Linked DNA regions of Mus musculus: region 1 is linked to region 2. Evidence: chromatin loops called from intact Hi-C (ENCODE). Cell type or tissue: heart. All regions are shown on one strand. Links, peaks and the distances in the headings refer to the core of each region. The heading gives the core; the rest is flanking DNA. Region 1 holds the start of Usp21 (ubiquitin specific peptidase 21). Region 2 holds the start of Tomm40l (translocase of outer mitochondrial membrane 40-like).

Region 1 (4,365 bases), core at 1-4,000, 65 kb before region 2:
TGCTAATCTCTGTGCCTAGAATCCTGGTGTGTACATGCTGCCTGTGGAATCTGCGGAACAAGCAGTTCAGCCAAGAGATGCATATGTCTGACTAGGCTAGTTCATTTTTCTCTCGTCTTATTATGGCTTTGTAATTCCTCCAGATTCCTATCACATATCCCACTACTGCTCCGGAAATTGCAGTCCCTGAGCTGGACGGGAAGACAGCAAAGATGTACAGGTAGGACTGACGAGGTGGTGAGAGAGAGCAAAGGTAGCCTTAGGGAAGAGCCCAAGAGACAATGGTTTCCCCAGAGCCTGCTCCAGCTGCTCCAGAGTCTAGGGGGAGTCCAGCTCTCCTCTGTCAAGCCTGAGCAAAGTACTTAGCTGACCTTGTTCTCCATTCTGAGCACTAACAATCTTCCTGTGTTCCCAAGAGGCTGCTCTACGTTAAGACTGTCTCACGTGTCAATGCTTTCCTCTCGTCTTTCTCACAGGGGTGGCAAAATATGTCTGACTGATCATTTCAAACCTTTGTGGGCCAGGAATGTGCCTAAGTTTGGACTAGCTCATCTCATGGCCCTGGGGGTGAGTTTGTTAATTTCGGTGTATGAGAGGAAGAGGGAGGGTTCAGGGATAAGTAATATCCTACACGTAGCTGAGACTAGACATTCCTTGGGCATGTCCTCCTAGGCTCTAGGACCTAGAGTCTCCGGGGAGGAGACTCAGGTGGAACAAGAGGCATGGACTGTGACAGTAACTTCACAGGGTTTCCCTTGCATTGCAGCTGGGTCCTTGGCTGGCAGTGGAAGTCCCCGATCTGATCCAGAAGGGTGTGATCCAGCACAAAGAAAAATGCAGCCAATGAAGGACTACGCCCCTGAGGCCGGACTGAGGGACCGTGGCTAGGCTCCATTCCTGTTTGCTCCTTTTTCAGGATTCCTTCAAGGGTCACCTCTGGCTGTTACAAAGTAGCTGGAGGGACAAATAAGAAAACCCAACAATAGGGCAAGGTCACAAAGTTTCTAAATGAAACTGTACAGAGAGATGAAAGATTTGGGCCTTGAAATAGGCGGTTTGTATCCCTTCTCCAAGTAGAGCCCTGGAGGCATTTTGGAGGCCTGGGGTGTAACTTACAGCACATAGCTTTTTGGTTTCTGGAGACAACCTGTCAATAAAAGCTGCTTCCCCTGGTAGCCTGTGGTTCTCATTGATGGCTGTTAAGAAGGTGAACAAGCAAAACGCGGAGGTACATGAACAACTACACTAGGTTGGGAGGAGGGTATGATAGAAGAAAATCTGGTTTCTTTCCTTGCTGTTGGGGTTCACTTTTTCCCTTTAGCAGTGAACCATGTTTTACTTAACTGCCTGAGCCTACAAAGAAGCTTGAAGAATGAGTTTTACAGGTCCAGCGTTCTCTTCCCACTAGGGATCTCCCCACCCTTAGGTGGAGTTGCTAAATGCTTCTCTATTGGTTTGCTGGCTAGACCTGGACCTGCATGCTGCTTTCTCACTGCATCCCTCTTGCTTCCGAAGAATCTGTGTTGTAAGCCCTTCCGTTACTTTTCGACTCTTGGGCTCTTCATCTCTATGGACCATATATGACTGGGTGAGGGGCCTTGGCCTCAGGGACTTGCAGCAATGGTTTAAAGACCACCATCAGGCAGGGCCTGAAACTAGTGGTTCTAAAGTTGGCTGCGTTTCCATGGTGTCGGTCGGGGAGCCGTGGGGGCGGGCTCACGCAAGCGCCGAGGAGGTAGGTGGGAGGATTCCGAGTGTGGGCGCGCAGGCGCCTAAGAGACTGTGAAGCCGGTGGCCGGTGGCCGGGCGGCACCAACAAAGATGGCGGCGGCCCTTGCGGCGGGAGCAAGCTGGGCAACAGCTGCGGCTAAAGCTGCAGCCCGGCCTGTGGGGAGGCTGTTTGGGGATAAGAGGGGGTGGCCCTGAGCTGGAGCTGGACCCCGGCTGGCCTCCCCCGCCGCCTCACCGGGGGACAGGTATGGGCCGGGACGTTATGGCGGGGTGGGGTGGGAGAGCCGAGGGAGGATGGATCCAGACCCCAGAGGACGTTCACCACAAAGGGGGATGCTCGCGGTGCCCAGCGGGGCCTGGGAGAACTGGGCTGGAAGAACGGCATTCTCGGACCGCGGGGAATATGCCGCCGGACCCCGCAGCCAATCAGCAGCCTCGGCCTTTCTGCCCTCGAGGGGGGCGGACCCGGGTAAAACCCTGCTGTGGTGGGAGAGGTGCACAAATTAGGGGTCAAGTAGTTCGTCCTCCATCTCAAACCATTGCCCCCCTGGGCCCAGATACCAAGTAGGATCCCAGAATTGGAGGAGGGAGTGGATTGCAGATCACCCGTTTAATCCGCTTCATTTGCAACCCAGAGGAGCTGGGGTTGAGATTGGAATGCTGTCTTTTGGACTGATTCCTGCGTCCACAGTCCCAGGTCTATGGCACATCCCACTTGACTAGCCACATATGGGGAGTTTGTAGATTATAAAAACAGCTGAGATTGAGAGTACCAGTGGCTTTTAAATAAATCTGTATTCTATAGAGAGGGGGTGGGGCATGAAAAGGTCAAAATGATGGTCTGCTATTCAATCATTTGTTTATTCAAGGAGTACTAAGTATTTTTCGTATGCCAAACATTGCCAGGTCCTGGAGATGCAAGAACTGATTTTATAAACGTTATATGTACCCTCGGTACATGAAGAAGACAGCTTGCATGATCGCCTGTATCTTCTCTCCCTTCCTAATTCAAACGCTGACTCTCTTTTCTCCTCAGGTCCAGCCTGTGGTGCCCACAATGCCCCAGGCTTCTGAGCACCGCCTGGGCCGGACTCGAGAGCCACCTGTCAATGTACAGCCCCGAGTGGGAGCCAAGATACCATTTCCTCCCCGGGCACGCAGCAAGGAGCGCCGAAACCCAGTTCCTGGGCCAAACTCCATGTTACGACCTTTGCCTCCCAGGCCAGGTCCCCCAGATGAAAGGCTCAAGAAACTGGAGCTGGGTCGGGGTCGGACCTCAGGCTCTCGTCCTAGAGGTCCCCTTCGAGCAGATCATGGGGTTCCCCTGCCTGGCTCACCGCCCCCAGCTGTGGCTCTGCCTCTCCCATCCCGGACCAACTTAGCCCGTTCCAAGTCTGTGAGCAGTGGGGACTTGCGTCCAATGGGGATTGCCTTGGGAGGGCACCGTGGCGCTGGCGAGCTAGGGGCTGCACTGAGCCGCTTGGCACTCCGGCCTGAGCCACCCACTTTGAGACGTAGTACTTCTCTCCGGCGTCTTGGGGGCTTCCCTGGCCCCCCTACCCTGCTCAGCATACGGACAGAGCCCCCTACTTCCCATGGCTCCTTCCACATGATATCTGCCCGGCCTTCTGAGCCTTTCTACTCTGATGACAAGATGGTGAGGACTTGACAGCACACGTGGTCTCTCCCATGCTCATGTTCCTCTTGCCTTCAACTTTGTCATACTATGGCTTTCCTGTGTTCCCTTCTCTGAGTCCCTTTGTCAACTCCTCATTACACCAGTGGATTCTTGTCTTTTCTGAGACCTTCTAGATCTTATTTTGGGTTGTATGTGATTCTCCAACTTGGTGTGCCATTCTAGTCCCTAGGGAATTAGCCCGACTATTTAGAATTCTTCCTTGGGTCCTTAGGCACTCTCTTTTAAGGCAACATCTCTCCTAGGACTGGGCCTAGACCTAATTAATCCCTGGAGCTGCGGAGGGGCGGAGTCAAGAGCACCTGTGCTGGTGTGGTTCCCCATTTCCCGAGCTAACTGAGCTAGGCTGCTTGCAGTTGGAGCCAGCAGGAGAGGGTGCAAGAAGGGGCCACGGGGGCAGGAGGGGGATTTGGGGGCAGTAAAGTGGGGGCGGGGAGCAGCTGGGCAACCATGCCAGTGCTTGGGGAGTTGCCTCAGGAGCTGCAGCGCCGGCTAGCTTGGCAGCGGAGTAAATGGGGACTTGGTGTGACAGCCATGGCTGAGTCTGTGGTACACTCAGCTGTGATGGGCTTACTACTCATGACCAGTGAGGTAGGATGACCAGTGAGGGGAACAGGGTAGAACTGGGGCACGAGTTGGGTTGGGGAGACATTCAGCAGCATGCTATTGAAAGCGCCAGGTAGAATATGACTGTCCTCTGACTTTCTAGGCTCACCACACACTGCTTCTGGGCTCTGGTCATGTTGGCCTCCGAAATCTAGGAAATACAGTAAGAGCCACTTTCCTGTCCTTCTCTGTAAAAGGGATGTGAGATGGTGTTGGGGGTGGAGACAGGCACAGACCCAGGAGAGGCATGCCGGAGAGCAGGAAGCGCTCTCAGTCCTGCTGGGCACCGGTCTGCAAAGGTAACAGCAGTGTCCCCACCGCTTCCCCAGTGC
Region 2 (4,364 bases), core at 365-4,364:
GACTCTCAGTACCTTCTTTCCTTTGGTTTCCCCCGTATCAAAACCTCACCTTCCAGGCTACAGATGGTGACCAGCAGTGCGACCATTGCGAGCAGCTTCATGATGGCAGACTATGGCCTAGGAACAGTGCTGCTGGTGAGAAAGAACACTGCCGTCAGAGGGGCTTCAGCCCCTTGCAGGGATTCCCCCCCACCCAGATGGATGCTCACTCTAACTTAGCTCCTTCCCTCTCCACAATTAAAGTCCCATGCTCTTTGCACGTTGCCCACCCACAGCTCTGTTCCCTCAGCATACCGATTCTGTGCTGCAGTCCTTCCCGTCTACTCTGGGCTTGACTGGAGGTAGGGGCTATATACACATATACTCCCCCACCCCCACCCCGTCAGGTGATACGGAGAATGGCAAGTCCAGAAGGGCAGAGATCAGGCTGGAGTAAACAAGGGTTAGACATGGACAAAAGGACAAGCAAAAGGGACTCTTGGTGTCACAGTGAACCACAGGGGCATAAACTCTAGTGAAGGCCAATGTCTGCTTATGATTTATCCTTTTGGGATCAGGAGTTGATGGGTTTATATGTATCCATCAGGTAATCAGGATTCTAAGTTATTTTTCTGGAAAGCTCCAACATGCAGCTCTTAGCCCTCGTCATCTTTACCTTATTATGGACAAGTTTCATTTCCCCAACCCTTCACCCCTTCATAGCAATTTGGCAGAGAGGAATTTGGGAACAGAAGGAGAAAGGAGCAAGGCACAGTGGCACAAGCTTTTAATCCCAGCCCCGGGGAGTCAGAGGCAGATTGGTCTTTGTGAACTTGAGAGCAGCCCGATCTATATAGTGAGTCTCAGGACGGCACAGAGAGATTCTGTCTCAAAGGAAGAAAGGAAGAAAGAAAGAAAGAAAGAAAGAAAGAAAGAAAGAAAGAAAGAAAGAAAGAAAGAAAGAAAGAAAGAAAGAGGAAGAAAGAGGAAGAAGGGAAATGAATTGAAATAGGAGGTGGAAAGGAATGGGGGTTATGAAGATATAAGTCAGAACAGGTACAACTGCCTCTGTCCCTTTTTGAGTTAATGTGTAATGAGATAGGAAGGGGGCATGAACACCACACACACAAACACACACACACACACACACACACACACACACACACACACACACACCCCTCACGGACATACAAAAGACACACAGAGAAAATGCTGCATTGGAATTATTGTATTTGATAGGTCTCATGAATGAAATTCCTTTAAAATAATCATGAAATACAAGTCCATTTATGGGTTCTCATCAATGTGTGCTCCCTGCCTCCAAAAAACAAATTCAGAAAAATAGCCTCTGCCCTCCTGCTCCCAACCTCAGTAGTTAAGAGGCTCTGTCCAAATCAAGGTCAAAGGGCCTGGACACTTGATCCCCTTATCAGTTAGGTCCTGGCCCCTGGCCCAGTTCTAACTGTGTGGAAGGACAGAGGTACATTCGCTAGGCCCAGGGCTCTCCAGTGGAGTCAACTCAGTAGCTACTGAAAACATTCCTATCACTCACCTTTTTGCCACCAAGCTTACCCTGTGTGTACTGGAATATTAGTGAGAGATACGGGGGTGGAAGTGTGGAAGCTAGGGAGGGAGAGTGCAACCGAAGACCAAGAAATCTGTTTATTTTAGTTATGTGTTTTGCTTCCACGTGTATCTGTGTAAGAGTGTCAGATTCTCTGGAACTGGAATTAAAGTTGTGGGTGCTAGGATTTGAACCTGGATCCTTTGAAAAGTAGCCAGTTCTCTCTCTCTCTCTCTCTCTCTCTCTCTCTCTCTCTCTCTCTCTCTCTCAAACACACACACACACACACACACACACACGACTCTCTCTCTTTGCATGTATAAATGCAAACAACAGAAGGGTACATCAGATTCCATTACAGATGGTTGTGAGCCACTATGTGATTGCTGGGAAGTGAACTTATGACTTTTGGGGAAGCATCTGAGCCACCTCACCAGCCTCGTCACTGCTCTTACCCACTTCGCCATCTCTTCAACCCTTGCATATGCAATCTTGCATATTTCCAGTTGTCCTCTTGTGGACTTACCTCTAGTGTCACATCACTGCTTGCCCCTGGCCCTGGGGGGAGGAGCGTAACTTCAGGCTGCGGTTGTATTCTTAGATTTTATTTGTCTTTTCTCCATGTAAATAATAACTAGAGAGGGTAGCTGCTTCGGAAGCTAGTTCTGCCCACAACTCTCTCCTCGCCCTCAGAACTCTCACAGTCATTTTTTTTGGGGGGGGGGGGTCGTTGAGACAGGGTTTCTCTGTATAGCCCTGGCTGTCCTGGAACTCACTTTGTAGACCAGGCTGGCCTCGAACTTAGAAATCCGCCTGCGCCACCACGCCGGGAAGGCAAGGCCTGTGAATTCCAGCGGGGGAAGGGGGGACGGCGGGGGGCGGTAGAGGTCTGTTTTGGGGGGTTGGATTGTGAGTAGCAGTCCTTTGGAGGTGGTATAGAGTGGAGAGTTGTGGGGATTCTCCAGCCGGCTTTCAGGAAGGTGGAGGGTAAAGTGAACCACGTCTTCACAACCCCTGAGTGTGATATATTCATAAAATAGGTCTTCAAACTATAGTTTCACTTTTCTCACGTTCCGGTTTAAGGAACTCCATTGGTCTAATAGGCAAAATGCTCCCTCTAGTGTCTTGAATGCTCAAGAGTTTATCTCGACCTTGAGGAGGTTGGGCGGTCTTAAAAGGGGGCCTTCCACTAACGTCTAAAGGGCCACCCACAAACTCCCACTCGCCACTGCACTCGGACTGAAGCCCTGGGGCCTGCAGGCCTGCCACTCTTCTGTTTTCTCCTCTCCTATTGGTCACTAGTAAATTGAGGCACCTTTTTCATCATTGAGTGGGTTGGGTCTTTGGGCGCTTCCTTTGCCCATTTCCAAGATGGCGCCTACGGACATGCTTGGAATACAGGGTGAAGCTGCAGTTCTGCCATTACTCAAGATGGCTGCCCCCATCAAGATGACCGGGTGTGCCTAGGGGGAAAGAGGCTGCAGGATGGTCTGAGATGGTAAGGGCTAGTGTTCCATTGCGGGCAGACCCTTGGGACGTGGGAATGAAGAACAGAGAAACTAGAAAGTCAGCGGAAGCCTGCGGTAGTAGTTAAGACTAGATAATGGGAGAGCAGACGGGGGTGACAGGTGGGGGTGAGGGATCAACGATGGGGCGGGAGTGTGCCCGGGATTCAACTTTAGCATCGGTGTTCTCTCCCCCTACTGTTCCTTATTGCAGGTCTAGCATTGAACCATATGGAAGTTTCTGAAACTGGGGAGCCCGATGATGGGGGGTGGAGCCCGTGGGGGATAGAGGGAGCAATAGATTTTATCCCCAGGCTAACCCCAACCCCTCCCTGTCCTCTGGATTAAAATGGGGAACACCCTGGGCCTGGCACCGATGGGTACTTTACCCCGCCGGAGCCACCGTCGAGAGGAACCGCTGCCCAACCCCGGGAGCTTCGACGAGCTGCACCGGTTGTGCAAAGGTGAGACCGCAGCTTTTGGGTGTCTCAGGATGAAGGGTCATAGAGAAGGGGAGGGTCCTGAATGCTGATGTCCAGTGATGTGAACAGCGAGGGGAGATCACAGCTGGAGCATCCGGCAGTCAAAAAGGACCAGATGTTCAAAGCAGAGCGTTTTGTTGCAGGATTTGAAAGGAGGTCATTTCCTCCAGTGCTTCATATGCAATTGAAAGGGGAGTCCGTCTATGTAGTTAGGGGTCCTTATCTGTGCATGTTCCTTCCCTTCAGATGTATTCCCAGCACAGATGGAAGGCGTGAAGCTGGTTGTCAACAAGGTTCTGAGCAGCCATTTCCAGGTGCTCCCACTGGTCTGGCCCCTACTTACCCCCCTCCTCCCTGCTTGTCTCTGGATCCTCTTTACACCTATTAGTCCTGTCTTGGCTAGGCTATGTGGGACAAATGAGGGGAAGTGTGGGGTCCTCCCCCCCCAATGCCTTTAAGCAACAAGATGTGGGACTTGTTGCTTAAAGTCCAGTGGCCCTCTGCATGCGTTGGAATAGTTGAGGTTTTAAAAAGCCCCCTCTGGATGGAAAAAAAGGTCAAGGGTGGGAGACGGGATTGAAACGAAATAGAATGCTCTGTTCTCCGTTGTCTCCTCTTTCCTCAGGTGGCTCATACTGTGCACATGAGTGCCCTGGGCTTGCCAGGGTACCACCTCCATACCGCCTATGCAGGGGACTGGCAGCTTAGCCCCACAGAGGTGAGGGCTCCCCCACACTCGCGTCAACTGTGTAAAACGCACATGGACGTAGGTCTTGAGAATTTGGAAATGTGTGTGATCAGCAACTATGTTCTCAGTGCCTCTTCTGAACGCGA

What was found. A loop is a pair of places that touch in the nucleus more often than their neighbours do. Peaks named below come from ENCODE experiments on the same cell type or tissue, not always from the same donor. Only the 100,000 strongest peaks of a DNase experiment are listed, where the experiment ranks them.
Region 1: a loop joins it to region 2, with 4 times the contacts of the local background. A loop is called at or near these places in 3 of 42 quality-filtered maps.

What each region holds. Positions count from the first base shown.
Region 1 is chr1:171,285,373-171,289,737 of GRCm38, reverse strand. Usp21 (ubiquitin specific peptidase 21) reads left to right here and starts at 1,777. Exons shown (of 13, transcript NM_013919.4): 1 at 1,777-1,976; 2 at 2,768-3,388; 3 at 4,137-4,196; 4 at 4,363-4,365. The coding sequence starts at 2,789. It overlaps Ufc1 (ubiquitin-fold modifier conjugating enzyme 1), which reads left to right. Exons shown (of 7, transcript NM_025388.3): 5 at 144-220; 6 at 477-567; 7 at 767-1,174. The coding sequence ends at 847. In heart, for the core only: no CTCF peak of the experiment used is centred there; DNase peaks (open chromatin) are centred at 1,147, 1,737, 2,067 and 3,087; H3K4me3 peaks cover 1,912 bases; H3K27ac peaks cover 1,517 bases.
Region 2 is chr1:171,221,052-171,225,415 of GRCm38, reverse strand. It overlaps Tomm40l (translocase of outer mitochondrial membrane 40-like), which reads left to right and starts at 2,902. Exons shown (of 10, transcript NM_001037170.2): 1 at 2,902-3,041; 2 at 3,263-3,512; 3 at 3,777-3,844; 4 at 4,156-4,248. The coding sequence starts at 3,398. It overlaps Apoa2 (apolipoprotein A-II), which reads right to left and starts at 362. Exons shown (of 4, transcript NM_001305549.1): 1 at 295-362; 2 at 50-129. The coding sequence starts at 101. In heart, for the core only: a CTCF peak has its summit at 2,658; a DNase peak (open chromatin) is centred at 2,825; H3K4me3 peaks cover 2,441 bases; H3K27ac peaks cover 2,467 bases.